Linked DNA regions of Mus musculus: region 1 is linked to region 2. Evidence: chromatin loops called from intact Hi-C (ENCODE). Cell type or tissue: heart. All regions are shown on one strand. Each heading gives the region's core, and the rest is flanking DNA. Links, peaks and the distances in the headings are about the cores only.

Region 1 (16,760 bases), core at 4,085-12,084, 65 kb after region 2:
ATTTAAAGGCAGAGACTCTTTTTCATTGAACCTGGAGCTCAATGACTCTGCTCTCCTGGCTGGCCAGCAAGTCCCAGGTATCCACCCACCTTCCCCCTGCTCCCCATATTCCTACACTAGGGTTACAGCTGTGTCCCATCACATCTGGCTTTTTACGTGTATATTGGAAACCCAAACTTAGGTCTTCATGTTTTCTGCAAACACTTCACAGGCTGACCTATCATTCCAGCCCCCATGCATTGAGTTTTGAACTGTATCTTTATAACAACAACTGGCACAAGCTAGTCTATCTTAACCCTGGCCTCCTTCCCTCATTACAATATCTGCCGGGAGCCAGCATGCATTTGAGCTTCCCCCTCTAGCTTTCAGGGAGAGAGGAAAGAAGACAGAGATAAATGGTGGATGGGTGGGATGTATGAATAGAGGCATGAACAGGTTCGTGGATGGTGGATGGATAGATGGACAGGAGGATGGATGGCTGAGTATGGATAGGAGAGTGACTGGGGTCAGCCTCAGAGCTCAGGTCTGCTGGGAGATTCCAAAGGACTCTAGCACTGCTTCTGCACACGTTCTTAGCAGGCTGGCACCAGGACACGCACTCAGTGAGAGCACTTTCATGAAAGTGCCCTCCATGGCAGCAGCTACCATCCTTGGAGCAGGAAGCTCCCTGCTCTCCCGCACTTAGGCAGGAAAGAGCATTGTGCCTGTGTGTGGGTGGAGGGTGGAGAGACACAAAGACAGCAGGAGCAGAGGGAAGTGGAAATGCAGCAGAGGCGTGCTGCTTAGCAACCACAGAAGAAAATTTAGAGAAGTGACAGGCCGTTTTGCCTGGTACCTCAATAGGAGAGAAATGCAACCTTCTCACACACCTACGGTGGCTGGTCCCACTGCACTGATTGGTGGGGGCTCCATGAAAGTCCTTGGGGCTGTTCTAGTCATGTGGAGGGGCCTGGACAGCCATTCTTCAGGCACAGGAACTGTGTCCTCAACAGCTTGAAAGGGGACATTTTCCAGACCCCACCCACAAGGGGACTAAAGCCTTGAAGGCTAGATGTAAAGATAGCACTTGGTGGGAGCCATTTTTCTCCATGATGTCAAAAGCAGCTCCCCAGGGGAACCAACACTTTGGAAGGCTGGGAGGTTCCTGGGGATGGTCCCTTTAGTCATCTTTTCTGCAGACCCCCCCTCAAGGCCCCAGCTTTGTGCTGTCCTCCTCAGCGAGATCTGTCTGTCTCTTGCTTTTCTTTCTTAATTCGATTTTCTCTGGCTCAGAATCAAGATCAAAAGAGGAAATTCTTTACAGTCTTTAAGGAGTGATTCCCAGAGGCTCACTCTTGAGAGGCATACATAATTACCATAATTATTTTAAAAGACATCTTCTGGCTCACTCGCCCTCTTTTCCATTTCTCCTACAGGCTTGAGGAAAAGGAGGACAGAGACGAAGCTGCAGCTGGACCAGCATACATCATGTTCTCATAACCAAAGTGGGAGAAATGTGTGCTCCCTCAAGGTCCATCAGAGAGCCGTGGGTGGCTGTGGGTGGCAAGGACAGCACTATCTACCAGCATGCAATCTAACAGCCATCTAAAGGGAAAGTTGCTCCCTTTATAATCTGTTTCTGAGCGCTTTCATTTCAGAATGTCTCAAGTTGGTGCTAGATTCAGCCTGGACACCTTCTCCTAAATGGCTAACTTTATTTTTAATGACACCAGCAATATTCCCCAGACTTAGACAGAATAAGCAAAAAACAAAACACACACACACAAAAAAATAGATACACTTTAATAGAAATTGATGCTTCCTCCTGTGTGTGTGTGTGTATGTGTGTGCATGTGAGTGTGTGAGTGCTGTGAGTGTGTGTGTTAGTGCGCCTGTGTGTGGTGTGTGTGCACGTGTGTTCATGTGTATGTGTATGTGAATGTGCACATACTCATGTGTTGCCCTCAGCACTAAATCCTCAAGCCTTCACAACCCCAATGGACTCTTTTATATGTATTCTTGGGATAGAACTCAGGTTTTCATGCTTGTGGAACAAGCACATTATCTACCGAGCCCTTTCCCCAGCCCTGCTGTATGTATATTTTGCAATCTATGAAAGAGGCTTGTTCCTGCTTCTATTAAGAAGACAAATGATAAACAATGAACAGGGAAACTTGGAGAAGCCAGCCAGATTCTTAATCCCCAGTCAAGGAACTGGCTTTTCAGTTAGCATGCCCAAGAAAGGTTCCTGTTGATCTAACTGGCCAGCTGTTAACACGGGTGGGCATTAGGTGAGATGGGTGTGGGGTGGAGCGTGGTCCTTAGATGACAGGTGTTGTTGTTATTGTTGTTGATGATGATGTTGTTGTTTCAGGGCTGGGAACTGAACCCAGGGCTTCCAGAATATTCGACAGCTCTGTCTCTGAACACCCGAGCCTTGGGTGAAGGTGTTTGTAATCTCAAAAGTTGATCATCAGTGTATATACTTTGGGGCACAATTTAGAGAGGCCAGTAGCTGCAAACCCACCTTAGTAGTAGCCATAACTGACTTCCTAGAGTAGACAATGACTACTCAAATCTGGGAATCTAGTGGAAGGAACCATCCCTGGCTGTGGGGCCTGTCACCTGACACTCTGGTCCATCCACAGTGATATCCAGGTCTAGGCAATGAGAGAAGCACAAGGCCTTCTGTTGGTGGTGCTGGGGTTGAGACTTCTCCACTGGCTCTGAACCTCGGAGACTGAGACGTTAGTTTCCCATGGCCATTTCTTTTAACATACGGGGGAGTCAACAGTGAGGCAGTAGAAAAGGATAATGGGGGTGGGGAGAGAAACCCAATCCTGATGGTATCATTTCCATCCCTGGACCCAGCTCTGCCTGAAGCTAAACTCTATACGCATGGTTTTCAGAGGCTACTGCGAAGCCAGTGAATTCTCCTTTCATGTAATCCTGTTAGATTTGCTATTCCAGTCACTTGCAACCACAAGAGTCTTAACTGATGAAATGGCTCAGTAAAAATCCTTGGCAATGGTGACAGAAAGAACCCTAGGCATAGTGTGTTCTCTGGAAGCAGAGGAAGGGGACCAAGGAGTTCAAGAGCACCTTTAGCTGTGTATCTAGTTGAGGTCTAGCTTGGGATAAAGAGACTTCGTCTTAAAAAAGCCAAAACAGAACAGAATACAGAAATAGCTCTGGGGCGTGGCCTACTGAAGTAGGAAAGTGGCAGTGCCTACACATTGGCACATGAACAGTTACCGCTGTCTCAGAAGCTCCAAATGCTTCACATCCACACAGCGCAGGCTGCATTTAATTTAATTTGCAACAATTTTGTCACAGAGGCTCAAACCTCATCAGCATTTTATACGTGGGGAAACTGAGGCCCAGGGACCCTCTGTGAAGCCTAGTGGCCCCAAGACACTTCTGGCTACTAATACTAGCCCCAACCATCAGCCATTGCTTCCTTCTTCCTCCCACCTCCCCTCTTCTTCCCCTACCTGTCTCCTTCCTTCCTTCCTTCCTCTCCTCTCCTCTCCTCTCCTCTCCTCTCCTCTCCTCTCCTCTCCTCTCCTCTCCTCTCCTCTCCTCCCCTCCCCTCCCCTCCCCTCCCCTCCCCTCCCCTCCTCTCCCCTCCCCTTCCCTCCCCTTCCTCCCTCTTCTTTCTTTTTGAGACAGGACTTACAATGTAGTCCAGGCTGGCCTCGAACTCATGGTCTATACACCTCAGCTTCCTCAATGGTGGGATCATAGAGGTGTGCATCATAATCTAGGCAACCTTTTGTGGTGAAAGCAAAACTCTGACAAGGTATGATGGGAAAGTGTGGCTGTAAGGTGTCACATAGCGACACTCATATACTGTGTGCCAGGATTGTCACCCCCAGGAACTGTACAGTATTCAGCTATATGACTGTCAACATCCCTAAAAGAGTCAAGCTCTTTCTGACACATTTCAAATGTAGGACCCCAGGGTGAGATCAGGGCACCCTGTTCATTAGCAGTGTGATATTAGGTATATCTCTTGTCTGCCCTCCAGGAAAGTAGATACTAGCAGCCACAGCTTCCTTCAACTCCCAGGCTATGGCAACATCAAAAGAGAAAGGATTTGCCAAGTCAAAGGAAGGGACTATGGGAAGATACTGGAATTGCTTGACTCCCATAGTGAACAGGCCATGTGTGAACCAACCCCACCTCTTCCTCTCCACTTAGGACTGGGAAGAAGCAGACTGAATGGTGACCTGAAAGGAACCTTTCTGTCCCCAAAGAGAGAGAGATAAGAATTGTGAAGCAGAGAATCAAGCACCACCACGGGCGCTTGAGAGTTTATTTTTACCCTGTTATCTGGATCCTGAAATGTCAGGCTTGGAGCTGCCTCATGCTCCCCGCAGTGTGGCAACCCAGCCTGGAGATGGGCCTCCTCTCCTCCTCTGCTTCCCCTGCCTTTCTGTGAGAGTCTCAGTGCTATGGTGATAGGAGGCATGGAAACACTGGAAGAGAGAAGGGGGAGGCAGGAGCTTTTATTTGGATTTCATACAGGCTCACTTTCTCATGGGAACAGGGCGTGCAGAATGGAGGGCCTTGGCAGTGACAGGCAGTACCTACTGCAAGGTTTGGTCCATGTGAGCTCTGTGTTACAGAGCACACAAGCCCAACCAAAACCAGCTTATATAATAAAGAACGTTTATGTGGCTGAGGCCATTAAAATACCCTGCAGTAGGCTGGGCTTCAGGCGAGGCTGCATCCTGGTACTCAATGCTGTTGCAGGACTTGGTGTCCTCTACCACTTAGCTTTGCCTTCTGTGCCATTGGCATATGCTTGGAAGCCACTCTGCTCCTCTATGGCCTACAGTTCTAGAGCCTTTTTCCTCTGTGGTCACAAATAGCTGCAATGGTTCTAAGTGTCACAACTTTGTTCCCAGGAATAAGAGAGGAAGCAGGGTCTCTTGGGTTGTTTTGGCCTCTGAGTGGGTTCCATGCCCATCTCTCAAGTCAATCACTCTGATGTGAAGGCAGCAAGTGGGAGATACGTCTGAATCATCTTAGCCCAGTCTTGAAGGTTAGGGATGGATGCCAGGCTGCAGACACAAGCCTGTCTTGTGGTTGGTTCGTGTTTTAGTTTCATTCATTCCTCCCCAGGAAGCCTCTGAGGTTTCAAATGATTATTCTTAGTCAAAATGTACCAGTGTTAATTTTTTATCTTAAGTTCATCTGGGAATCTCTGTTCTAAGTGTCCCATGTCTGTGGCTAGAGAGGTGGCAGCGTTAGTAAGGAAGGGCCTGCCATGCAAGCACGGGCACCTGAGTCTGGATCCTTACAGTCATCTTTAAAAAGTCAGTCATGTCACTGCACATGTGCAATCCTAGAGCTGAGGGGGTATGAAGGGGCAGACAGTGGAGGATCCTGGGGCTCGTAGACCAGCCAGTCAGTGAACAATGTGTTTAGTGAGAAACTGTGAATCAAAACAGAAGAGATAAGAAAGAAACCCAATGTTGACCTCTGCCTTCTGAACACACATACATGTGCACATACATATATGCTTCACACATGTGCTACAAACACACACATGCACATATGCATGTGATGCACATATACATGCATATAAACATACACATGTGCTGAACACACATACACATGTGCTGCATCCACATATGAACATACACATGTGCTGCACACAAATACACATGTGCTGCATACACTTAGAAATATATACATGTGCTTCACACACATCACATACAAATGTGCTGCACATACCCACATGCACATACACAGGTGCTGCACACAAATATACATGTGCTGCACACACATAGAAATATACACATATGCTGCATATACATATGAACATACACATGTGCTGCACATACATACACATGTGCTGCATACACACACACACACACACACGCACACACACACACAGAGATACCACATACACAAAAAATGAGATCCTCAAATCTGTGTTCTAAAAGTTTCATCCAGTCTATAAAATCTCTCCTGAAAAGACAGGTTAGAATTTCACATTCATACTCCATTCTTGGAAATCAAGCTCCATCCCTAGCCTGTCAGGCACTTAGTCCCTCACATAGGTTTAGTCTCAGAGCTTCTCCATGCAAGTCACAGGGCTTCTTCAAACAAGGCAATCACCCCCTGCCCTTTGTGCCTCAGATCATCCCACTTGCTACTCCCATTCAGAAGGTTCTCTTCTCACATCCGTTCATGTTCACCACTTCAGGGTGAAAACTGACAAAAGCAACGACCCCTAAGTCTTGGGTAAGACTAGCATGTATGGCAGTATCATGTTCTATGATAGGTTGAACATCTTTTTTAATTCATCAGCTTTAGGAAGCAAGATTAAACTCAACGTAGGCAACACATCGTTTCTGAACTCTGACTCTAGGACTGGCACATTTTAAGTATTTAATGTCTATTTGTTGACTAATGAATGAATAGTCATACCTGAATTGCCTTCTAAAAGTGTTCGGCATAGGACAATTTCTCTGTTTCTCATAGTTTTAAATTGCTGCATGCTAAAATGATGGGCACAGCGGCTGAGCGCTTGCTGCTTGCTTTCCCCGAGGACTAGAGTTCAGTCCTAGTACTTATGACTACTTATCCTCTGCAGCTCCAGTTTCAGCAGCCTCCAAGGACACCGACACAGTCATGCTCATGCACACATATACACTTAAAGCTTTAAAGTTAAGTTTTTCAGACTTTTTTAAAGTCTGAAAGTGGCAGTCACGCTGAATCAGAATAAGAAAACGTCCAGAAAGTCAACAGAAAGAATGGTTCACTCTGCACATTGCAGATCCATAAGTGAAGGTCAAAGTCTCAATGTGAAAAACACCCAGGTGGAGGCCCTGTTGTCTCTATGGCTACAAACTCAGCCAGAGACGTACTAGTCTGTGGCTGTCCTCAGGGCGACTGGGTAACACACCAGCTGTCACAGCTACCACTCTCTGTCCCCAGTAAATGAGTCAGCACCTGGGCTACTCCAGGGGACATAGCTGTTGTTCATTCTTTGGTCAGTCAACCATGCCCCATCTCTCAGTCAGGCTCTCCCATATAAATTCCCCATCATTTGTAATATCTTTATTTTTATGTGATTATTGGGTTATAACATCCACCTTCCTCACTGGACTCCAGACTTTTCAAGAGCAAGGACTGATTCTGCTACACTGAATTACCCGGGTCAATGTTCTACTGCTGTGAAGAGAAACCATGGCCATGGATGGCAGCTCTTATAGAAGAAAGCACTTAGCTGGCCTTGTTTACAGTTTCAGAGGTTTAGTCCTCCATTACCATAGAGAGGAGCATGGTGTCACACATGTCACCAACCCCATCATGGTAAACATGGGTACCGTGAACCTGAATTCATGTCCTCATGTTTTTGTGGCAAGCTCTTTACAGTCAGCCATTGCTCCGACCACCGTTGTGAGCATTTTTTGAATGAAAGACTGGATGTGACTGGAGCCCAGAGGCACCCATCCTAACTCATCTGCAAGAGACGAAGGACATTTACATTTTTCACTTAAAAACCAGCTTGTGTCACATCATCAGCTCTGGCACAGAGGAGAGGGTCAGCAGATAAGGAGAATAAACAAATGAAGTAACACTGTTCCTTCCCAGAGAGAAGGCGGTTAAGTTCACAGAGAGGGAGAATGACGGGAAGATCCGACGTGTCAGTGAACCCAGTCAAGTCCAAAGGTTCCATTCAGACCAAGCAGGTCTGGTTCTAGGGCCACTGAGCCACATGCCAGCAAACAGAGGCAGCTTCTAGCACAAACTGAACTAGTTTGCAGGGGACAATGCTTCTTTGGACTTTGGTGCAGAAAGTTCTGGGTCAGATACTTCAAGTTTAAGTGGGTCATGGCTTTATCAATACGCCAAAACAAAAAAACAAAACAAAACCATCCAGGGTTGTGGTTGTGTCTGCAAGATAACTGGGTCTTTGCTGCCAGTTTGGGAGGATGCTAAGAAGATTCGGATGTTTCTTCCTCGTCACCATATCCTCCTTCCTAGGTGTCCTGGCGGGGTTTCTCTGCACCTTACATTTCACCAAGACACTTGGTTTTTGTTGTTGTTGTTATTTGTTTTGTTTGTTTTGTTTTGTCAATCCCTGTGGGTGACAAGGAGATCACAGCCAATCTTTAAGCACCACTTGGAAACTAAATAACCCCAGCCCTCCTGAAACACACTGAGCACTAATCAGAAATCTGGGTGTGCAAATGTGTTTGGGTCTCAAGCCTCCCCAGCTAACAGAAGGGGCTGACCTCTGACCTACAGAATTCCTCCCCAAACCAGAGTAAAGGGGGAGGGGTTTCCCGAGTCCTAGGCTCTGGCCGGTTCCCAGAATGAGCTCATTGCTTATTCTTAGAGACCGAACTCTCATTAAACAAACAGCAACTATAAATAGAGTGGGGATCCGCTTGGTGTCACCAAAAGGTCCTCTCCGTGGGACAGACTCACTAAAAGGACGTGAGTCCTTTCTTAGGCTACCTGAGTGATACTAAGTGGGGAAGGGTTGCATTTTTTCTTTTCAAGTGTGATCCAGAGGTGAGCTAGACCCTGGGGTTTAACCTGGTTCCTTTGCCCACGATTCCCTCCTCCCCCGTGCACACACTGGCAGTCATAAGACAGCGAGAAGCTCAGCAGAGAAGGGAGATGCCACTCCTCCATCAACACTCCAGCAGGGCAGCTTCGGCAATTCCCTCTGGGAGTGGATCATGGTTCAGGCTGTTTGACAGTGTTCTGGCCTTTTAGATGATGAGATTGCTGAGTCTGAAAGGGAGCATTTCCTCCTGGCTCCCTTCCTGTTACCGAGCTCAGGAAGACATGGATGCCCGTGGCAGACTCTGGGCTAGGAAGTGAAAAGACCAGCGTAAGCCTGGTATTTATGAAAAGAAATAATATGGGGCTCATCTTCTAGTCCTCTTGTGGCTTTGGATCTAGCCACCCTGAGGCCTGCCTGATTGAGAGACAACCTAAGTAGGAGCAACTTGTTCTAACTGGACAGTCATCAGGCCATAGGGTAACAATACCCAATGCTTAAATAACAAGAGCTGTCCTTGATATAGCCTACAGACAAGGACTTTCATATATTACTAAGAGCTGTGTAAAAATCAATTTTGATTTTTCCCCTAACCCCCATGGGCTAGGGCCTATTGCTACCCCTAGAGGAAATGAAGGCATGAAGAAGTAACATACTTTGCACAGGGTAACACAGCCAGGGAAGATATAAACAACATCTACTCCTCCTACAAAGGTTGCAATGACAAGCTGAGGCACAATTCCACAAAAGTTCACTTCCTTACAGAGTAACAGGGAAGAGATTATGGGCAGGAGTGTGGCAGTGCTTAGAGCAGCCACACTGGAGGGTCTGCACACAGCAGGCATTATGACTCTCTAGTAGCCACACAGATGCAGGCCCTTCCCAGTCCTCAGTCTACATTCTCAAGCACCTCCTCCATGAGGTATCCTGAAATTAGGGCAGAATTGTATACAATTGGCTGGGAGAAGTGGCTGAAAGAGTGGTGGTCCTGTGACCCTCCTTGCCCTTCCTTCACAGAGACCACCAACACTCAACAAGCCCAAATGTGAAGATCTTTTGCTAGAGGGCTGAGTTTAACTGGCAAAACTGGTAACAGTTTGACTTGGAGGATAGACATGGACAACACAAGGCCATGTTATCTGAAAGGACTAGAGTGAAGACACTCCGAGCATCCCTCTCAGTCTGAACTGGAAGGAAGTGTCTCATTTACCCTGCTGCCCCAGGTAGAGCCTGCCTGGCTGAGAATGCCAAGCTGGGGAGCCTCTCAAGGCCTCACAGGCTGCAGGCTGCTCTGCTTTGGTGCCACACTGGTGGCGGGAAGGGGAGGGTTGGTTTTCCTTTACTGTTTAGGGCAGCTCAAGGTGGCAGCTTCACTAACTCACAGTAGAATATCCCCTACTTGTCATGAAAGATGGCAAAGCCCAACAAACAATACTTCCCTGCCTGTCCAGAGGGCTCAGCCAGCCTCCCTCCCTCCCAGCACTGCATTTACAGTGCTACATCCTCCTTTGGGGACAGAAGAGCTGGGTGACTATTGTCAGCATGTATCTGAGGCTTTGCTGGGTCCACGGGCCTGCTTTATGTTCATCAGTGGTATGATGCCATCTCCTTAAAAACTTCACTAAGTAAACAGGAGCATTGTCTCTATCAGGAAATTAGAGACATGGAGATTTAAAGCCATAAAAGTTGCAAAGGGCTTTCCAGCTGTGAAGGTAAGGTAATTGTCAGTTTGACAATTCCTTTGGGAATGCCTGCTGTAATGGGAAGAGTTGCCCACTGTGGGCAGCACCATTCCCTGGGTTGTAACCTTGGACTCTATAAATACAAACAGGGATCTGAGTGGCAGCTTGACTTTTCCCCTTTGCACCCCAACTGTGGATGTAATGAGAGCAGCTGCTTCCAGTTCCTGCTGGTCTGCCTCCCCACCGTGACGGACTGCATCCTTGAACTGTTAAGTAAAATTGTCTTCCTTAAGTTGCTTTTGTTGGGATAGTCTATCACACCAATAGAAAAGTAACTAAGACATGAGATAAGGGTGTTGGTTTTCACAGCCAGTACTTGGGAAATCGTCTTGTCACTCAAATCCTTCTGGTCTTACAGACCCCTAGTCCTTAAACAGGATATATATACTGGTGAGATGGCTCAGCGGTTAAGAGCACTGCCTGCTCTACCTAAGATCCTGAGTTCAAATCCCAGCAACCACATGGTGACTCACAACCATCCGTAATGAGATCTGACGCCCTCTTCTGGTGTGTTTGAAGACAGCTACAGTGTACTTACATATAATAATAAATAAATCTTTGGGCCGGAGCAAGTGGGACCTGAGCAGAGGTCCTGAGTTCAATTCCCAGCAACTACATAGTGACCCAAATGTCTATCAATTTGTGAATGGTTACACAAAATGTGGTACATCTATACAATGGAATATTACTCAACAATAAAAAGAATTAAAATACTGATACATTCTACTCTATGAATGAGCCTCAAAAACACTCTACCAAGTGAACGAACCCACATAGACACAAAATATTGCATAATTAAATCTCTATGAAATATCCCATAATGACAAATATGTAAAGAGAGAAGGCAGACCAATGGTTGCCTGGAGGTGACAGTGGGTATGGGGCTGACAGCAGGTATAAGGGTGCCTGGGGAGGCAGAGCCTAGTATAAGATTGACCATGAAAATGCCTGCAAAACTCTATCATTTCTTTTGAAAATCTTTGAATCAGATACTTTTTTATTTATTTTGTTTTTGTTTGGTTTTTTGTTTGTTTGTTTCGAGGCAGGTTTTCTCTGTGTTCCCCTGGTTGTCCTGGAACTCATTCTGTAGACCAGGCTGGCCTCAAACTCCGAAATCTGCCTGCCTCTGCCTCCCAAGTGCTGGGATTAAAGGCATGCACCACCACTGCCCAACTTTTTAAAAATTTTTTGAGGCAGGGTCTCTCTACAGAGTCCAGTCTGGTCTCGAAATCACAGAAATCCACCAGCCTCTGTTTTCCAAATGATACTTGTAGTGGTCAATGCTATGCTATCTGTGAATTCTACTCCAATGATGCCATTGAAAGAGAATACAAACACACTGGCTCGTAGCAAAACTTCCGTAGATGCTGTGCTAGTACTACTCAGTTTTGGACTGCGTGACACTAAGGACTGTTTTGCAGTGGTTAATTAAAAGTGGAACTGAGAATGCTAGGGATGGCCTAGTGCTCGAAGCGTTCTCACGAGGCCGGAGAACCTTGCGTGTGGGTCATCAGCATCCATGTGAATAAGAAAGACGGAGGGTAGCCTCACAGTGCAGCCGTAGCTTTGTCGTCCCCAGTTGGCGCAGCCTCTCAGGTGACACAGCTGCCTTTGAGTTATCTGGGCTCCTCACCAAACTCTAGTAAGCAACCCCAATAAACGCACGGCTTTGCCAAGCTGGATTTTGATAGACTCATTACTTTGGTCTGGCATGGGTGCTCTGTCACACAGGAAAGAGCAACGGAGGAATCCATCATGCTAGAATTCAAAAGGGCTTCCAAGCAGATGAAGGAGATCAATGTAGAGAGCATACCTCTTTAAATTTATGTTGCTGGAACACTGACTAAAATAAGCCAGTTAAACCCACACAGGAAAGATCCGATGAGGCAGAGTTAGAGAAGATCTCGTTTCACTAAGAGAGAGCGAACACGGGGCTGGGCATGGCTCTGTCGGTCAGGTGCTTGCTAGGCAGGCTTGAGGCACCCATTAGGGTCTTCAACTCCATGTAAAAAGCCAGGTAAAGATGTACAAGTCTGTAATCCCAGCGATGGGAAGCAGAGGCAGGAGGATAGATGCCTGGAGCATGCTGGCTATCCAGCTTACTTGAGCTTCAGGCCCAATGAGAAACCTTGCTTTAAAAATAACGTGGAGACAAAGAGTAAGACACTGGAAATGGACCTCTGGCCTTTGAGTGCACACACAGAACAACTCAGCTGGTATAGTGGGGCCCTAATGGGTGCCAGGACAAAAACTGCAGGGAGACATGCAAGGAGTTTTCTAGTTCCTGGGTGAGCTTGTCACTCTGGGAATGATGAGCAGGACAGACATGAAAGCCTGGTACAATCTTTTAAATTACATTTTATTTGGATATTTATCCTAGCATTCAAGGAGCTGAGGCAGAAGAATTGCTGTGAGTTTGAGGCTGGACTGGGCTACACAATGAATTCTAGGGCATCCTGGGTTAAAAATGAGACTCTGTCTCAAACAATAGCAATAACAAAGGAAAAAACAACAATACATTCAGGAGGCAGAGACAGATAGATCTCTGTGAGACTGGGACTGTAAGACCCCAGAAATTGGGGAGACCTCAGCTCAAGTCCCGGGATGAGCTGGCCGGCACCTCAATGACTCAAGAGAAAACCACACCTGATGCAAACTGCAAGAGGCTTTATTGTCAGCTAGCTGAGGACGAACTCCTTTTGCTGTGCAGGGCAGGGGAGTTCAACCACGAGTGGTAACAGTAGGGGACTTTTAACAGCTAGTTGATGAATTGGGAGGAGTTGGGCTACAGCTCTTCTCTGCCGGGTGTCCTTGGTAAAATTACCAAGGCATGAGGAGTGAGGAGTGAGTTATAGCTCTTCTTTGTGAAATTTTATCTCCATGTCCTTGACACAGGGAGCTAGGCAAGCGCCTGGCTAAGTCTTTTTACAATTATCGCATCTCTGGTTGTGAGGTATAGAAACAAAAAGGCTTTTTGCTGGCTATAGAGAACAAAGAGCTTCTTTCTGACTGTATTTTTAGAGATCAGGGGAAACAAGCTTGGGGGAATGTTTTAGGGGCTTTTCCCTTCAGGGAGAAACTCTAAGTCAGGGTCTCACAAGGCCAGCCTGGTCTACATGGTGAGTTTCAGGCTAACCAGGGATACATAGTGAGATCCTCTCTAAAAAAACAAATGATAATAAATAAACAGAAAAAAAATAATGTTACACATTCAGCATCCCAAAGAATAAATGCTTGAGGATGTCTAGTTAACTAATAAAACTTTCCAGCTATTGTAACAGAGAGCCACCCATTCAGCCAGTGATTTACATTCATTGCAGTCTTTTGATGGTTAGCTTTGTCAACTTGGCACATGCTAGAATCATATGGGAAGACAGTCTTAGTGAGGGATTGTCTACATTGGGTTGGCCTGTGTAGGAAGCCGGCAGCAGGTGGCACCATTGCCTTGGTGAGTCCTGAACTATGTAAGAGTAGAGAAATTGGGGACGGAGAACTGGCTCAGTGGTTAAAGGCACTGACTGCTCTTGTAGAGGACCCAGGTTCAGTTCTCAGCATCCATATGGCAGCTAACCACTATCGTTAACTCCAGTTCCAGGGGACCTGACTCCATCTTTTGGCCTCTCTGGACACCAGGCATGCAAGTGGTACATAGATGTACATGCAGACAAAATACACATAAAATAAACTTTAAAACAGAATTTTTAAAAAGGGAAGACATGTAGCTGGGTGCAAGCGAGTGAACACACGGGCATTGTTTCTCCTGCCCCTCACTGAGGATTCGCTGAGCATCTGCTTCGGGTTCCACCATGCGCTGCCTTGCCGTGAGAGAATTCGAGAGCTACCACTCAAAGTAAACTCTTTCCCACCTAGTTTGTTTTTGCCAGGCTATATCATTGCAACAGAATGGAGACCAGAAGCAAGAATGGTCATTAAACGCATGTGTTTTAATCCCCGAATTACTGATACTAGAGAAACTTCAGTGTTGTACAGACAGTTTGCCTCTGTGTTCCCCACCAGAGGCTCCCATCCTCCCTCTGCCACCCCCTCTCCCCCATGGCAAGCACGGTATGCACACAGCTGGTTTCTGGGCTGCTTCCTCCTGCAGCAGCCTGGGGCTCCCTCTCTCTCCCCTATCTTGAGACATTCTCCCCACCTCTGTGTCTCCAAAAACCAACACCCAACACTCCTCCTCATAACTCTCCAGGTGCCTGTTCTTGAGACCTTAGAGAAATAACAAGCTCAAGGGAGACCATGGAAAAAGTAGAAGGTAAACAGAGGTCAGGTCACAGACAGTTACGACAACCATAAAATTAGTCCTTGACCAGACACCCACTCCCCCATCTCCCACTTCAGTGCTATTCCACCCTCTACTCCCCTTTCTGTGAATATTCACACTATTCCTAACCATACTGTATATAAACCCAATGTTTTCTGGACTCAGGATCGTTTGCCAGCATTCACACAGTGAGTGTTAGGTGGGCGAACAGAGTTTGAACTTGAAACAATAAAAGACTCTTTTTGCGAGTTGCAGTGGACTTTGCAATTCTTGGGCTCATCTGGGTTTCCTGTGGGCTCAAAGCACAGCACATGCACACAGGAACAAAAGGATGAGTGGAAAGCCAGAGACACACATAGCTGCAGATATCCATGCAATACTACATAGGTACAGTTGAAACCAGCAGGCTGGCCAGGGGCTGTAGCCCAGTGGTACCTGGCTTGCTAGCATACACATGGTCCTGGGTTCAATCCCAGTGCCACAAAACAAAGTGAAACAAACCAGTTCAGCAAGTAGCTCCCTATCCTAAAAGCTATTCCTTATCAGACACACTGATATGCATTTAATGAAACACTGACAAATACAAAAGCAAGAACAAAAGTTTCAGAAAAATTTGGATGTATTTTACATATCAAACAAAAGGGAACCGAAAAACAATGAGATTTAAAAGCATACACTTTTAATGGGAAATGCAAAACAGTGAAAAAAATTAAAAAAAAGATTTGACATGTTTAAACAGTATCTATAATGGACATAATACACACACACACACAGCTACACTCACACCACTGGATTGTACACACACACACAGAGCCACACTCACACCACTGGGTCACACCACACACACACACACACACACACACACACACACACACAAATACACTTACACCACTAGACTGTACACACACATGCCCACAGCCACACTCATATCACTGGGCTACACACATACACACAGCCACACCCACACCCACACCACTGGGCTGTACACACACACACAGCCATCCTCACACCACTGGGCCATATACACACACCCACAGCCACACTCACACCACTGGGCTACACACACACACACTCCAGATTCAAGCAAACACAAATGGTCAAGACACATAAAAAATGTACCCTTGACTCGAGCCCCGGGCTTCCTGGCCAGCGGAGTTGCCTGACACCCGCAAGGGCCCACACAGGATTCCCCACGGGATCCTAAGACCTCTGGTGAGTGGAACACAGCGCCGGCCCCAATCCAATCGCGGAACCTGAGACTGCGGTACATAGGAAGGAAGCAGACTACCCGGGCCTGACCCGGGGCAAAAGCCCCTTCCGCTCCACTTGAGCCCCGGGCTTCCTTGCCAGCAGAGTCGCCTGACACCCGCAAGGGCCCACACAGGATTCCCCACGGGATCCTAAGACCTCTAGTGAGTGGAACACAACTTCTGCCAGGAGTCCGGTTCGAACACCAGATATCTGGGTACCTTCCCTGCAAGAAGAGAGCTTTCCTGCAGAGAATACTCTACCCACTGAAACCAAGGAGAGTGCTACCCTCCCAGGTCTGCTTATAGAGGCTAACAGAGTCACCTGAAGTACAAGCTCTTAACAGAGACAACTATAACAGCTAGCTTCAGAGATTACCAGATGGCGAAAGGCAAACGTAAGAATCCTACTAACAGAAATCAAGACCACTCACCATCATCAGAACGCAGCACTCCCACCCCACCTAGTCCTGGGCACCCCAACACAACCGAAAATCTAGACCCAGATTTAAAAGCATTTTTCATGATGATGATAGAGGACATCAAGAAGGACTTTCATAAGTCACTTAAAGAATTACAGGAGAGCACTGCTAAAGAGTTACAGGCCCTTAAAGAAAAGCAGGAAAACACAGCCAAACAGGTAGAAGTCCTTAAAGAAAAACAGGAAAACACATCCAAACAGGTAATGGAAATGAACAAAACCATACTAGAACTAAAAAGGGAAGTAGACACAGTAAAGAAAACCCAAAGCGAGGCAACGCTGGAGATAGAAACCCTAGGAAAGAGATCTGGAACCATAGATGCGAGCATCAGCAACAGAATACAAGAAATGGAAGAGAGAATCTCAGGTGCAGAAGATTCCATAGAGAACATCGACACAACAGTCAAAGAAAATGGAAAATGGAAAAGGATCCTAACTCAAAACATCCAGGAAATCCAGGACACAATGAGAAGACCAAACCTACGCATAATAGGAGTGG
Region 2 (16,760 bases), core at 3,426-11,425:
CCTCTTCTGGAGTGTCTGAAGATAGCTACAGCGTACACACATATAATAAATAAATTTAAAAAAAAAAAAAAAAGCACTGGTGCTCTTCCAAGATCTGGCTTCAAGTCCCAGGACCCACATGGTAGCTCACAACTCTTTGTAACTCTAGTCCTAGGGGATGCAACACCATCCTCTGCCTCTATAGATACTGTATGCTGTGGTACACATTTAGGCAGAATATCTATAGACATAAATTGTTCTTTTAAAGAATATCTTTCTTTTTTAAAAATGAGGCTGGAGAGTTGGTTCAGTGGTTAAGAGCACCTGTTGCTCTTGCAGAGGACCCAGGCTCAGTTCCCAACACGCACACGGTGGTTTACGACCATCTAATACTCCAATTCCAAGGGATCCAGTCTGCTCTTCTTACCTCTACAGGCATGCATATGGATCACATACACATGTACAGACAAAAACACTTACACATATAAAATAAAATTTAAAAAAGGAAAGAAAAAAAATGTGAGCCTTCTATTTGCCACAGTGTACCAAGGTGAATGAATACCCAGTGACATTGTAAGGACACAAAGCTAACCTCGGTAATCTATGAGGTCCTAGAAAATGGAAGAAGAAAAATGCAAAGGGCATGGACACATGGTCCACAGGAAAAATGCAGAGCTGGCAAGATGGCACCAGAGGGTAAAGTGCGTGCTGTGTAAGCATGAGGACCCAGGTTCAGATTCAGCACCACATACAACAAAGTGTGGTGCTGCAGAGCTGGAATCCCATGTTTCTACAGTGAGACAGGAGGCTGAGACAGGAGGCCACCTGGGAAGTTTGCTGGAGCTAGCCTGGTGTACACAGTAGCAAAACAGAGATTGTCTCAGGTGGAAGGCGAAGACTGATGCCCAAGGTTGTCCTTTGACCTTTACATGCACAGTTCCCAAACAAGAGTGACCCAGTACACACATTAATTTGGGCTGTGCACATGTCTTTGGTAGTTACTATTACTATAATGAAACACCATGATCGAAAGCAAGTTGGAGTGAATAGGACTTATTTGGTTTACACTTCCACATTACTCTTCAACCCTGAAGGAAGTCAGGACAGGAACTCAAACAGGACAGGAACATGGAGGAATACTGCCTACCTGCTTGCTCTGTCTTTAATATAGTAACCAGGACCACCAGCCCAGGGATGGTACCACCCACAGGGTCTGCACACTCCCATATCAATCACTAATTAAGACAATGCCCTACAGGCTTGCCTGCAACCAGGTCTCCTGGAGGCATTTTCTCATTTAAGGTTCCCTCTAGTTAGATGACTTTAGCTTGTTTGACATAAAAACTACCCAGCACAGCATGTAATCTACAGATGATTTCACAGTCTGTGGTGTGTGTTTTTAGATTACATGGAAACACTATCTCATTGTATAAGACTCAAGCAAAACTAGATTTCATCATCTACACAGAATCCTCTACTGAAACTGGGGAACAACCATACTCCTGTAAGTTCTAAGTGGTATAACTTGTGGAGGAAGAAAATATTTATGACAATTAAAACACCAAACTCTCTTACCTGTTAGTCCCTCTTGTGAGAGTACATCAGAAACATGCTTGTCTGTATATAAAAACCATAAACATTCAAGTTTTCATGGGGCTGGCTAAGCAAACCCAGGACAGAGAGGATGCCTAGAACTGTTTAAAAATGTTTTCTGGGGTTGGAGACACCATTGGCTCAGAGGTTAAGAGCACTGGCTGCTCCTGCAGAGGACTAGTTTTGATTCTCTATATTCACATAGTAGCACACAACCAACTGTAACTCCAGTCTCAGAGTCTCTAATACCCTCTTCTGCCCTTTGAGGTCACTGTACACATGTGGTACACAGTCTTACATGCAACCAAACACTCATACATATAAAATAGAAATGAATACAATCTTTAAAAAGTGTTTTTTTTTCTGCAAAAGAGCATGTAAATCGAGTAACTAATGGAAAGTCAGTGAAGGTAGGCTGAAGTATACTGCGCTTTATACAGACAGAAAGATTACAAGCTACTGACATTTGCTTCTATCTACAAAGAGAAATGATGAACATATTTATAGCAAACAGATAAAGGCTATGGGGGGGAGTACCCAAGAGAACTGGAAACTTGGCTTTCTGAACATGCCCACATTATTTAAGTGTTTGAGTCATGTGAACACTTTGTCCATATAAACAGAATTCTTAAATGTTGAAACAGTACTCCCACAAAGAGTCTGCCTATAAGCCAGAGTCCAAATTTAATGATTAAGAGGAAATATTTCCCTTAAATTCTATACTGAATGGCAATTTTAGTATGACCATGACAAAGAGTATCTCCCCCTCAGTCAAGCAAAGCATGTGATGATGCTAAAAGTCTCTGAAGCAGCAGCCACAGCTATGACTGGGTAGCATGCAAATTATCCCCTTGCCTGCCCAGACTCCAGTGGTGGCCAGTAGTCCTGGAGACACATGCTCTACTCTGCTGCTGTCTCTGCATTTTCATGTGTACGTGATGTGCATCGTGTGTGCATGCATGTCTCTGTGTATGTCTGTGCAGATGCATACGGAGGCCTCAGGTAGATGTCAGGAATCAGCCAGGATTGTTCTTTCACCTTATTCATCGAGGCAGGTCATCTCGATCAAACCCAGAGCTCACTGACATGGTTGGTCTCACTAGCTAGCTTGCTCTGGATGTGCCATCTCTGACTTCCAAGGCTGAAATTACAGGTGGGCCACCACACCCACCCAGCATTTACCTGGGCTCCCTCCAGTGCTAAGGCTTGTGGCATAAGCACTTTAACTGTGGAGCCATCTCCACAGCCCCTCAGCTGGCACTTCTCCCAGGCTCAGCTCACACTTGTCTGCAATAATAAGCCCCGGGGCCTTATGAAGAGCTGCTAGCTGGGGGAATCACCAAACATGAACAGCAAAGAAAACAAGTCTACCTGGGGACAAAGTACTCAAGCAGTTGTTGTGCAGTTGGATTTCCTGTGGGCCCACGCTGTTGTCAGATAGCGCAGACACCAGGAGACAGCTCTCCATATACATTGCCTGCTTCCTACAGTCAGTGTTTTCAAGCACATTTCTTACTAAGCAGTAGTAACTGATAATTACTAAAATTAACCTAAGGATGACCCATTCCAAAAAAGTTATAAAGAAAAGGATGAGCTTTGCAGAATGGAAAAGCAACTAAAGCGGCCAATTAGAATAACTCACATTCACCTAATTCGTGCACAGGCCACTACCGCACGTGAGGCTCTCCTCTCAACATTAAAAAAAATCATGGCTCTGAGAGTGACTGTGATTTTTAAATCTTCAGAATAAAAATATCAAGTTAAGATGGAAGGATCTAGAAAGGTGAGTAGCTTCATTTTGCAAGTCATTCTTTGGATTCAGTTTTTATTGTTAGAAATCAACCAATGTTTGTATAGTCCTATTTCCCTTAGATGGCATCGTCAAGACACACTCTTAATTCATAATTCATACTTAATTCATTTAAGAACAGGTAGGTTGTGCTGGCTGGTCCTATGTCAACTTGACACAAGCTAAAGTAATCTGAGAAGAGAAAGCCTCAACTGAGTTTAGCTTGTGAACAAGCCTGGGCTGCATTTTCTTGACTGCTGACTGCTGTGGGAGGCCCAGCCCACTGTAGGCGGTGCCACCCCTAGGCAGGTGGTCCTGGGCTCTGAAAGAAAGCAGGATGAACAAGCTAGTAGTGTTCCTTCCTTCAAGGCCTCTCCACCAGCTCTTCTTCCAGGTTCCTGCCCTGAGTACCTACGCTGACTTTCTAAAATGATGGACTGATAGGGAAGTGTAAGCAAAAACAGACCTCTTCTTCCCAAGTTTCTTTTGGTCATGTGTTTACCATGGCAGAAAATCCTAACTAGAATAATGATTAATAAAAACAACCAAAACAATTGGCCTTTTTTTTACCCTGGAACTGGATAGTGTTTGCCTAATGCAATAAAAATGAATTACTTTCACTTAGATGAATTGTTCAACTTTACAAGGGTTCATTGTATCTATGTCTAGACAACTTTAAATGTGGCATCCTATTTTCATAAGTCTTTACTTAGATGTTAATTTCCATAGTGCCTTTCTAAAGTAATAAGCAATACAGAATAAATGTTCTATAGCAAGAAGCAACTTATATTTAAAGAAAAAAAGGCAAAAATAAACTTTTTCAGATTTAAACAATTTGGAATTTACTGCTGTAGCTACAAATGGACTGAGCTGAACTTTTCTTGATTTTTTTTCCCCTTCCATGGAGAAGTTTCCAATGAAGACAAGCTTGTTTGTGAGCCAACCCCTAGAACTGCTTAGATAGGTAATTTTAGTTTTCACTTTTGAGCACATCTGTATTCTCCAAATGCACTACTATCCCTAAGTAGAAAAGGCTCCGGGGCTACACTGGTACTCAAGGACACTCCCAACAGCCCATCACCATCCTGGCTTCCAACTCCACTCTCACCTCATGCCAGTCAGCAGTTCAAGTGTGACCAACATTTCCAACAAGGATTCCCCCAAAAGAGAAACAACTGCAGATGAACAGGTACTAACCTGGCTCCTGAGAGCCAGAGATGATGATCCATGAAAGAGTCCCTAGCCAGAGGCTGTCTTTTTATGTATCAGACTCACAGAGAGAATTTTATTTTTACTTCCCAGTGAAAAGTGTGTATTAGATTCTGCTGTTATAATTAGCTAGATAGTGGAGCGTGTGCTTTATATAGTGGTTCTCAAGAGGGCAGAACTGTCCCCATAGCACATTGTTAGTTACTGAAGAGACTCCTAGACGGCAGCGGAAAGCATCTGCAGTGTTTCCAGCCCTGGACCGAGAGCCATCTAACACATGAGTGGTGGAGGTGATAATGAAGGCTACCCTGGCCCACTATAGATTAACATACTTTAGGATTCAATATTGAACCATGTGGCAAGTCATTCTCGAAAACACCCACCACCCTGCCCCAATTATGTAGTCCAACAAGGTGAAGGAAAGGGAACTGTGTGAACTTCCACAGCACATTACACCTGCATCTACTAGACACACATGGAGCATACTGCCAAGTGCAACAATTTCAATCTTCTATTTCCTTATTACTAACAATAAGCATGAGGGATTTTGTGTACTCCATTAAATGTAGAGAACTCGGGCTTTGTATTGGTTACAATGTAGCCTGGAATACAGCATCCCTGGAGGGCTGTATTATCTGAGCCTAACCAGAGACAGGCTGTGATTTATCTTGCACGCTGTCAGTCAGCCTACATTGTTTTTCTCATTAGCATCAATTACCCCAAGTAACACGGTTTTATCTCAGGTCCCAATCTTTGTTCCTGACTTTGAGACTCACTGTCCCACAAGTGCATGCGTACATACGTGAGTGTGTGTCTCCAAACATACTCACTAGCCGCAGGGTCCGTGATATTACGTCCTACCTAGCTGGGTGTCTGGGCTGCACTAACGCCATAGCACGTATTTCTTCTTCACATCTAAAGGAGAGCACTCTACTGACCTTGGATCACGTATAGGAAGATATAGTATGAACTTCGTGTCAGGGTGGCAAACATTTGCCACAGAACCAAAAGTTAGGAACTTCACAACCGCTCATCCTAAGAGTGCGATCTCAAGCTTCAGAAAAGAATCAAACTTTTCAAAGTTTCTTTGCCTGAGGCAAACCTTGAGCTATCCTCGTGGCCTGAGACCCTACACCCGCCGCACCCCTCGTCACTGTCACACCGCGTCTGCTCATACACAGGGCCAAAGGGTAGCTTCTGAACACTGAGAACTAGGCAAAGTTTCAGGGACAGAACAAAAGCGGTGGAAAACTTTCTCCCTGGAAACCCGGAACGCTGCGTGCGTGCAATTTCGGGAGGGCTTGCAGACACACCCTCTGCAGCCCCGCGGGGACCCCAGGGGAAGAGCCGCGAGCAGGGCTGGGGAGGAGGATGGAAGGTGAGTCCGGGGCGTGGGCCGTCCCCATCCCACCACGTCCCCGTCGAGTGGCTCCGGCCAAGGCGCTGCTGCACCTCACTGCAGTTCCAGCGTGGGAGCGCGCAAGCGAAGCGCCTGGTACCAACTCCAGGCTGCCCGGGAAGATCGGGCCGCGGCCGCACACAGGGGACCCCCGACGAGGGAAGCCCGGACCCGGTAGCCCCGAGACCGCGGCCGCCCCGCCCCGCCCCGCCCCGCGCGAGTCCCGGGACAGCGCGCACCCGGAGGCGCCGCAGCAACCTCGAGGGGCCACCGAGGACGCGGGCCTTCCGTCCGTCCCTCTCCCGGGGCCCGGCCTCGCCCTCCGCAGCTCTCCCCTGCCTCAGTCCCAACGGCCGCCTCGCACCCGCTCGCCGCTCACCTCCCCGGCCGCTGCCGCCGCCGCCGCCACCGCTGCCGCAGCTACCACCGGATCTCGCGAGACTTCGCTCCGCCCCCGTGCTTACCCTCCTCCCGTCTGAAGGCACGGAGCCCGTCCTGGAAGCTCCAGGTAGCGCCGAGCCGACTCCCGGAGGTTTACACCCTGCTTCCCTTCTCCCACCCGGCATCCGCCCTCGCCCCTGACCCGGAAAAGTTAAAACCCAGGTGCGAGGCCGCCCGCTCCCGCCGCGCTCTCACCTGGCTGCCCCGGGGCGCATGCGCAGCTGGGCTGCGGAGCTGGGAGCTCTTTGGTTGCTGCCTAAGCTCTGGCTGCTCCCAGTCAGATAGATGGTCAGTCAGTGCCGGCTACCCTAGCAAGCAAACAGCTCATGCTGCCTCACTAAGTGCATTCTTGCCGCCTCCCCATTCCAGAAGGAGGTTGCAGCGGACGAGCAGACCGGCCTGTGGAGTCGGTGCGTTTCTGATGCCACACCCGCACCTGTAGGAACCCCTCCTCTTGAGCCCTGCCTCACTCTCCACCCCTCTGTAGTTCTTCCGAGTGGAAGAAGTGACCCCAATAGGGGGTCTGTTGCAACCCATCTTAATGCAACTAGACAAGAGAACGCTTTTCACACTTTCTCCAACTCTGTAGAGCCCTAAAAGCAAAATATGTTCGAAAACAGTGGGAGAACCCAGGATAGAATGGTTCATGGACATAGAGCCAGGGCATTCGTGGAGTTAGGTCAGCTGTTCGGGGCCACAGGGGGTCGCATATCAGATTCTGTGTATCATTTACATTGATTCATAACAGCAAAATAACTTTATGGTTGGGGGATCACCACAACATGAGGAACTGTATTAAAGGGTCCCAGCATTAGGAAGGCTGAGAACCACTGCATTACGGTGTGACTTCTTCCCAAAAGAAAACTTAAGAGTAATTGCTTCTAAGGAAGAGAGGCTGGCATAGTGAGATGCACTAAAGTGGGTACCCATAACCTCGTGCCTTAGAGTTTTACTGCTGTAAACAGAAAATTGCCATGACCAAGGCAACTCTTATAAGGACATTTAATTGGGGCTGGCTTACGGGTTCAGAGGTTAAGTCCGTTATCATTAAGGCAGGAACATGGCAGCAACCAGGCAGATATGGTACAGAAAGAGTTGAGAGTTCTACAGCTTCATCTGAAGGCTGCTAGGAGAAGAATGGCTTCCAGGCAGCTAGGGTGAGAGCCTTAAAGCCCATGCCCACAGTGACACACCTACTCCAACAAGGCCACATCTTCTAATAGTGCCACTCCCTGGGCAGAGCATATACGAACCATCACACTTCCGAAGCCTGCAATAAAGAAAATACCCATATGGTCTTAGTAACACAGTATTTGAATTTGCATGACTCTAGGGCCTGGCACTGCCTTGTGACAAGGTCTTTGTCTTAGTTTGAGTTTCTATTGCTGTGAAGAGACATTATGACAACTCTTATAAAGGAAAACATTTAATTGGAGCTGGCTTACAGTTCAGAGGTTTAGTATAGTATAGTCATGATGGGAAACATGGCAAAGTGTGGGAAGACATGGTATTGGAGAGGCAGCTGAGAGTTCTACATCTGGATTTTCAGGCAGCAGGAAGAGAGATTGAGCCACTGAGCGTGGCTTGAGCTTTTCAAAACTCATAGCCCACCTCAGTGACACACTTCCTCCAAGGCCACAGCTCCTAATAGTGCCATACCCTGTGGGCCTATGGGGGCCATTTTTATTCAGTCTTGTTTTGTATATTCCTGTGAGCTGGCCCCTCTGTGACAGCTTCTGCAGAATCAAGAGCCTGGAAGGTTCTATCTCATCCCTGAAAACTGCACTGAGGCCTGCTAAGCTAACCCATCCTGATGATCTCATAGTGTCAACAAATGTGGGTCCAGACCTTCCTTACCTGTGCTGCCTGGAAACCACTCCTCTTACAGAGACCGAACATATAGATGTTGAACGTGATGATGTAGCCCAATAAAATGGGGTGTGGATGAAGAAAGGAAATCCCAGACCTCCATAGGCAGGTTCTCCAGGGAAAGAACCAACAGATACCCTATAGATGCATGAGAGGACTTACCATGGATGCTAAGACCCACAATATGCTGCCAGCAAGACTAGCAATGATGGAAGACGCGACAAGTTCAAGTTCAAAGGCCTGAGAACCAGAATTGCTGACGATATAACTCTCAGTTTTAGGCTGAAGGCCCAAGAAAAAGGAAGGAGTTGGGAGGGAACTGGCCACGTCTCAGAGTCTGAGAATCAGAGCCTTTGAATGTCTCCTGGTGAAGGACAGAAGACTGGTGTCCCTGGCTCTACAAGACTGTACCAGTTTGTCTTCAGCTCTTAAGGCTTACTCGGCCCACTGAGGCAAGTCTTTTCCAGGCCTGCCTCACATTGTCACACACCTCAGTGGAAGTAGGTGTTGTTTCTTTTTCACAGATAAATTCAACAAGAGTCTAGACAATGAGTGGACTTGCCTAAGGACACGCAATTGGTGAGCGGCAGTTAAGAATCCCATTCTAGGTCATTGACTCCAAACCTACAAACCCTGCTTTGGTGACCTACAAATTCTTTCCTATTCTACTGTACATTCCTATTATATGTAAAGGCATGCACATGCCTAGTGTATGTAAAGGCATATACTGCTAATACTAGCACCCAGGTCTATCCCTGGGATCCACATGATGGAAGGAGAAAACTGACCCATACAAGTTGTCTCTGACCTCCCATCCTACAAATTTCCTGAGATCAAGATTTCAACATAAAGTTTTACATGTTTCTCTCTGGAACCATACTGTCAGTGGTCTCATTGAAAATAAGGCCATAAATAGACTTCGCAGGATGAACTAAGCTAACATACACGGTGCATTTGTAAAAGTATACTAGCCAGACTGGGACACTCTTACATGGGAAAGAACTCTGTCGTGCCTGTCTCATTCCTTTTTTTCCAATATAAACTCCAAATCAGGTTGGAGGATGTTCAACCACCAGTACTTTCTAGCACAATGGGGAAAACCACAAAACTATACTGGTCTCACCTAGCCCAGACCATTCTTGAATACACTACAGAGTTAGAAGATGAACTTGAAGACCCTCTGCCTCTACCTCCTGAGTGCTGGGATTATGGGTAAGTGCCCACACTTGATTTGTGGGGTGTTGGAGATTGAATCCAGAGCCTCCTACACAGTAGGAAAGATCTCTGCCCATTGGGCAGCACTCCCAGCACAGTGGATTTCCTCCTGGTCATTGAAGAGACTGTCCCTCTCCGGAGCTTTCCCAGCTTCCTATAAGAGGAACCATATGTTTTGTTTGTTTGTTTTGTCTTTTGTTTTTTTAAGGCTCTCCTCCACTTATACAGGAAAAGCTACCCGACAGTGTAAAATATCTTACTCTGGAAGTCACTAGGGAGAAAGCAGCCATGGACGCATATACAAGCAAGCAAACAAGGGCACAGGAAAGATGAATAAATCAGAAACTTGTTAACAAAATTGTGGTGGGACTGGGGTTAACATCAGTGACATTGTGAACAGAGTGACAGGTTTGTAGGAACTGTCCATCACCTTAGGCTTTGTCATTCCCAAATTCAAGTTTCTAACCCGACACAAGCCATGTCCCGTGTTTCCACCATCAGCCTGTTACAGAGCTGACCCTCAGAGGAAGTAGCAACATCCACAAGGGTGTCATTGTTTGAGTACTAACATGGGAAGTGATGACTACACATGTATCTTCTCAAAGGGTCAAGGTATTCAATATAGTATGTGGTATCATTAAGGATGTAAGGTATCAAAATGTCTTTTGATGCATGAGGGACTTTATAAATGCCAGTAATAGGGTTTGGTTAATGTCCCAATAAAAATACTTTAAGCACTAACTGACAAGTATTGTATTACTAGCTATGAGCAAGACCATCATTTCATGTTCTAGAGGGATGGAGGGAGGAGTCAATAAGAGCAAATGAGCCCCCTAAGAGGGAGTTGGAGGGATAGATGGCTTAATGTGCCACTGTGAGGACCAGCATTCAGATCCTCAGGACCCACATCAAGCCTGGCATGATAGCCCACATTTGTAATCCCAGTGTTCTTACAGCCAGATGGGAGAAAGAGACCAGTGAATGGCTGGGAACTTAAGGACCTTGTCATGCTTGGGCACACAACATAGAGACCCTGTCTCAAATGAACACCCAGGTTGTCCTCTGAACTCCATACACATGTTATGGCATCTCTCTCTCTCTCTCTCTCTCTCTCTCTCTCTCTCTCTCTCTCTCTCTCTCTCACACACACACACACACACACAAACACACACACAATATACATACACAACATTTTTTAATAGCTAGAAGGATAGGGGAAAAACATGATTGAAATGAGTTCTTAAGTATACACCAGAGATAGTAGGAGTCTTAGCGTTCTCTTGCTGGGAAGAGACACTATGACTAAGGCAACTCATAAAAATAAAGCATTTACTTGGGGGATGGCTTACAGTTTAGAGGGTTGGTCCATGATCATCATGGTGGGGGTATGGCGGCAGGGAGGTAAGTGTATGCTGGAGCAGGAGCTGAGAGCTTTACACCCTGATAGCAGGTGGGAGACAGAGAGAGCAACACTGGCCTGGCGTAGGCTTCTGAAACCTCAAAGCCATTCTCAATGACACACCTCCTCCAACAAGGACATATCTCCTAAGGTGCCAAACAGTTCGTCAACTAGGGACTAAACTTGCAAATATATTAGCCTGTGAGAGCCAATCTCATTCAAACTCCCATAGTAGACAAGGTATACAGGTGATAACATTCTAGAGACAGGGACAAGGATCAGCAAGAAATACTGTGGATTGCTGGGAAGACATGGTACCTGGGGGCCTTTGGAAGCCATGTTTGCAGCCAAATGTGGTGACACCTGATTCCAGCACTTGGTAGGATGAGACAGGATTTTTTAGTACTGAGCTACAAAGCCAGATCAGGCCCTACTTCAACCACAAAAAGATCTGCACATGCCATGAACATGTAGAGACACTGGAAAGGAGGTGACTGAACTGAATCAGGAAAGTGCCCAGATGGAGATTGGGTCAGCCCAATCTCATCATTGTGGAGCCCTCCATATCTACCCAAGGGCTTAATCAAAGATGGGTTGTATTACTTCTGTTTCTATGATAAAAATACCCTGACAAAATGCATCACAGGGAAGAATGTTTATTTGGTTTAGAGTTCCAGGCTAGAGTCCATTGTTGTGGAGAAGTGAGGGGCAGGAACCTAAGCATCTGGTTGCATCATGTCAACAGTCAATACCAGTCAGAAGTGAGTGTATCCATGCTGCCTCCCTGCTCACTGTCAGCTAGATTTCTCCACGCCACCTCTCATGGTCTGTCTTTCAGAGTGGGTCTTCCCACATCAATTTACAGACAAGGCACCCCCAACACACAGACACACCCACAGGCCATCCCTCAGTAAGACTTCTCTTAGGTGATTCCAGGATGACAGTTAAAAGCAATCAGCAGACAGATCAGCTATAATCGACATCCATTGCATCTGTGTGCCAGGACCAATTCTGGCATCCCAGAGTCAACCGTGAGATGCAAAATGTCCACCTCTTTTCCTACTATGACAAAGGACATGATGTCTCCAGCCAGCTACTAGTCCCACAGAGGCTATACCCCATATGAGCCTCTATCTGTTGACGTTAATAAGAGCAGCAGCCCAGATTGGATGCTGATGACAGCAGTGGTAGAAACCAGGGTGGGCCCCTGACACCCAGCACTTGGAGGTGGTAGAAGGCTGCTAGCCCACCTTTCAGTGGTGAGTTCACCTGGTCAGACCTACAATGTGGTCTGGGACACTATTAGAAGCTTAATGAGAAGTTCTCCCTCTCTTACAGTGCCTCTGTGGGCATCTAACATCTTTTACCCTTCCACCTTTCTGCTTGAAGCAGCTAGGTGCTTTAAGAACTCAAGAACTCTGACATTACAGAAGCCAAAGCAAGCTGGAGCCTGGGAGACTTGGAGGAGAAGCTTGTTGGCTACAGGGGCAAAGGCAACTTTCTCTGCTGTAACTGAGCATCTCTGGAAGTCAGCACACTCTGGTCACAGTGCTTTGCCTATATGGGATGGGAGGCATCAAGGCAGAGAACAGAAAAGCCAAAATATCTTGGCTCCTTGGTGACATCAGCATGCTGCTGGGAGGCCTCCAGACCCACAGAGCCCTGGACAGTCCCTTCACTGAACTAACAGTGACCCAAGCATCCACACTGGCACAAGATGAAGGCAGCAGTTTCTGATGAGTAAGCATGCACAAAACCCAGCCGTGCCCGGGCTGCTCCAACTGCCGTGCAGGCTGTGTGCACCCTTCTCCCCATCAGTCTTATCCAATTCAACCCTGTCGGGATATAAACATTTCATTCTGGAAAACATATCCTCTCCCTGCTCTTCCCGGCCCTTTGATGGGCAAAGTGGTCTGGGAATTCCCTCCATTCACAAAACAAGTAAGGAGGAAAGTTGAAGGATGTCCAGATTGCAGGCTTTTAACCACTGCATCTAATGGCATGTGCTACCCAGCCTCGTTACATTAGAAAGTAGAAAGTGTAGCTTTGAACCAGCTCCCTCACTCTGCTGTAGAGGATAAATCCAGCTTTGTCTCTTACTCTCTGCTCATGAACTCACTTTCTGTTTTGTTTTGTTTATTTGGAACAGGGTCTCATGTAGCCAGGGATGACCTCAGAGAGCTCCTGGTCCTCTTGCCTCTACCTCCCAAGTAGAAGTAGAATACCTACTGGAATTGTAGGTATATTACAGCTGCCCAGTGTCCTGCCTAGCTTTGAACACATGTCTTCAGGCCCACTGTGAAATGACGTTGACAGGACCACCTTCTTGGAGGTTGATTACCATTGGTGCTGCTCAACAAAGGTATCTGGCTCCCCACTGTCTATGCATGCATGGTGGTACTTCCTGGTTCCCTCCATCAGGTCACAGTCTGGTCAAAGACTGTGAATAGAGAGAGAATGTGGCAGTTTCTGGGACAACATATTAAGAGCTAGAGGTTTATTAATATTAAATACTAATAATAATTAATAATAATAATATTAAAAGGCAGGGTTCTATCTGTAGAGCAGGGCAGTGCTTTGGAGAGTAGTGGCTCTGCCAAGCAGAGTCCCCAGCCCACACAATTTGGGCTAAGCATGAGCTCTCTGGTTCTAAGCCATCTAGAACTCAGCCTTGATGGCTGTCCCAGTGTGCATTGGTCTGTCTTGACTGACTGTTTTTTCTTCCATAGCTATTAGTCTTTTATTTGTGAATTCAACTGAGGAAACACTGTTTTAAATGGCATCTGTACTGAGGGGATAACCTAAATAAGCAGTATGGCAACTCGTTATATCACATTTAGTCTGTAGTGTATTAAAGCAACCCGAAGATGGTTAGTCTACAGAAGGTTACAAATACTATGCTTAAATATTATGCCATCTTGCTTTAAATATTCTATAGTGTGTGCTGTGTGCTGTGTGTGTGCGCTCTGTGTGTGTGTGTGTGTGTGTGTGTGTGTGTGTGTGTGAATGTGTGTGCATGTGTGTGGGTACATGTGTGGACATTTGCATGTGGAGGCCTGATGTAATGTCTCAATCAGACCCAGAGCTGGCTGATATGTAGTCTTGCTGGCCAGCATGCTCTAGGAAGCCCCTGTGTTCACTTTTATGTAGGTTCTGGGGATCCAATCCTGGTACTTACTACTGGCTCATACACTAACCACTTAGCAATTTCCCCTGCTCTATTATGCCTTCTATATAAACAATTGGAGCATCCATGATTTGGAAATCCCTGGGGGCCCTGGATACTTAAGAATGACTATACATGCAACGTGATTCTTCACTCATTGATTCAAAGTGTTCTGCTTAGCTAGACTATAGGAGAGCTTAGGCTGAAGCCCTGAAGATTCCAGTTATAAACATCTGGGGCCAGCCTCCTACCACTGCCAAGCTGATATTTCTACACACCTGTGATCTGTCCCTGCAGGTCTAGAACTCAGACTCCACTTTTGAGGGCCACATAGACTGAGTAAACAAAGATATAGAGTTAAAAGAAGTTACCATAGGAACAGGGCAAGCATCTGAAAGACACAGCATGAAGTGGGAACATGCAGGCACTTTATAAGTAACAATGCCTTGCAGGTAGTACAAAATCACTGGCAAAGTCGGTGCCCAAAGGGATGACAAGGTATACAGCTTACCAACCTAGCATAGAGTATTACTTGTGTCTGCTTTCCAGATGCATAGCTACTTTGCACTAGGCCCTCATCTCTTTAGCTTTTGTTACTTAATGCCTTCACCTTGAGCCATACCTTACACTGAACACCATCCACACTTAGGCTCCCACTCCGGGATCTATCTGGCATGTATCTTCCCTCCAGTCTCACTACCTTGTCTGCAGAACCCCCAGCCAGATATTTGAAGGCTGGGTGGTACTGTGACCACGACCCACTGAGTGGCCCTGACCCTGCCATGTTGGTGCTTCAGTCATCAGATTGCAAATGTAGGGGGGTGGCAGAGCCCTGGCTGACTTTCTTTCAGTCATGTGACAAACATTAAACACTTGTGCTAGTGTTTTCCCCAACAGGAAATCCCAGAGGGTCCTTGGGAAGTTTATGCCTGGTGACATTTTCTTCAGACTTCCTAGAGACAGCTAAGAAAATATGGGCTCACCCCAGACTCTCTCTTTGGTGGCCTTGACATCTGGCTGTGGCATGGCAGGGGTTTGTAGTCTATTCCTGGTAGAAGTAGTGGCCACCTGCTGCCAGGGAAGGGGCAGGGTCCAGGCATCACTGATATCAGAAACATCAGCCTTGGCTACCTTAGTAATTGGTTCAGTAAAACCAAAGCCTTGGGTCTTAGTGAAATGGTTGTTGTGCAAGCATGAGGACCTGAGTTCAAATCCCCATTGCCCATGTGAAAAGATGGGCATCGAGGCACTTGTCTGTAATCCCAGCACTGAAGCAGCAGGTGGGGGCAGCTCCAGTACCTGCTTATTGACCACTGAGCTCCAGTTTCATGTCAGAGCCTGTCTCAGAAAATAAGGTGGAGAGCAATTGAGGAAGACACAATGCTTGCCACATCTGGCCCCTCATACTTGTACATACACATTAGTATATATGTGGGGCACTAACACACTTTCAAAGCCTGACTACCCACATGACAGACAATCCTAATAGGATCAGTCACACAGTGAATATTGACCAAAGGCTATTCAGGGTTTTCTTCCAATGCTTCCCACTTGTAGCTTTGTGGCTACTGAACAGTACTTCAGTTCTCTGAACCTCAGTTCCTCAGATATAAGATGGGATTGAAGACAGCACTTACCTCATACAGTGTGAATCCAGAAAGACACCAACTCAAGAGCATTGTCAAACTATGAAGAAGGTGGTGAGATCCCAGCCACCTTCACATCCATCCTGGCTGCTTCCTAGTCAAAGCTATAACCACTGCTCACATGCCCCTGACGACATCACCCTGGGTGTGACTCACCACATCCTCTGACCCTTCCTGCCATCTCAAAGTAGCTTTGCTAAACATTCCTTTCGAAGATGGAGAGTGTTCTTGGAACTCTCCAAATACGTTCTACATTGTCTCAGGAAGGTTCAGGGTGCAGGCAATGATTCAGACACCCAGTCCCCAACAGGAAATCCCAGAGGGTCCTTGGGAAGTTTATGCCTGGTGACATTTTCTTCAGACTTCCTAGAGACAGCTAAGAAAATATGGACTCACCCCAGTCTCTCTCTTTGGTGGCCTTGACATCTGGCTGTGGCATGGCAGGGGTTTGTAGTCTATTCCTGGTAGAAGTAGTGGCCACCTGCTGCCAGGGAAGGGGCAGGGTCCAGGCATCACTGATATCATGAGAACGAGCAGTACATGTCTTTTTTTTTTCCTAGTAAAGCCTTAAAAAAGTGGGCCTCCTGATCTGCAATCCTAAAACCTGTAGACCAGCAGTTCTCAACCTGTAGATCTCAACCCCTTTGGGAAACACAGATTACATTGGGATTCATAACAGTAGCAAATTACAGTTATGAAGCAATGATGAAACAATTTTATGATTGGGGTTACCTCAACTTGAGGAACTATATTAAAGGGCTGCAGTGTTAGGAAGGTTGAGAGCCATTTCTGTAGGCCATCAGAGAAAGCACTTCTGGCTGGCTTCCCTAACCTTCCCATATCTGGAGTGCAGTGGGCACCATTTGGATTTTTTTGGTGGAAGCATTTTTTGAGGTTTCATGCCGAACACAATTGTGTTGTTATGAAAGGATGGAAACCAGAATATCTGGCCCCCACACCCAGTGTGTTAGAAACCAAGGAACCTTGGAGGAAGGAGAAAGTCCTCGAATAACTAAAAAGACAATTGTAAGCTTGGCTTTCTTGATGAAAATTTT

What was found. A loop is a pair of places that touch in the nucleus more often than their neighbours do. Peaks named below come from ENCODE experiments on the same cell type or tissue, not always from the same donor. Only the 100,000 strongest peaks of a DNase experiment are listed, where the experiment ranks them.
Region 1: it touches region 2 in a loop (3-fold over the local background); 6 of 42 quality-filtered maps call a loop at or near these places.

What each region holds. Positions count from the first base shown.
Region 1 is chr16:13,181,509-13,198,268 of GRCm38, reverse strand. No RefSeq gene overlaps it. Among named protein-coding and RNA genes, the nearest start is that of Gm32596, 31 kb to the right of the region's middle. In heart, for the core only: no CTCF peak of the experiment used is centred there; DNase peaks (open chromatin) are centred at 4,508 and 8,308; H3K4me3 peaks cover 342 bases; H3K27ac peaks cover 4,406 bases.
Region 2 is chr16:13,246,143-13,262,902 of GRCm38, reverse strand. It overlaps Mrtfb (myocardin related transcription factor B), which reads right to left and starts at 6,422. Exons shown (of 17, transcript NM_001122667.2): 1 at 6,349-6,422. In heart, for the core only: a CTCF peak has its summit at 6,555; a DNase peak (open chromatin) is centred at 6,572; H3K4me3 peaks cover 2,159 bases; H3K27ac peaks cover 1,765 bases.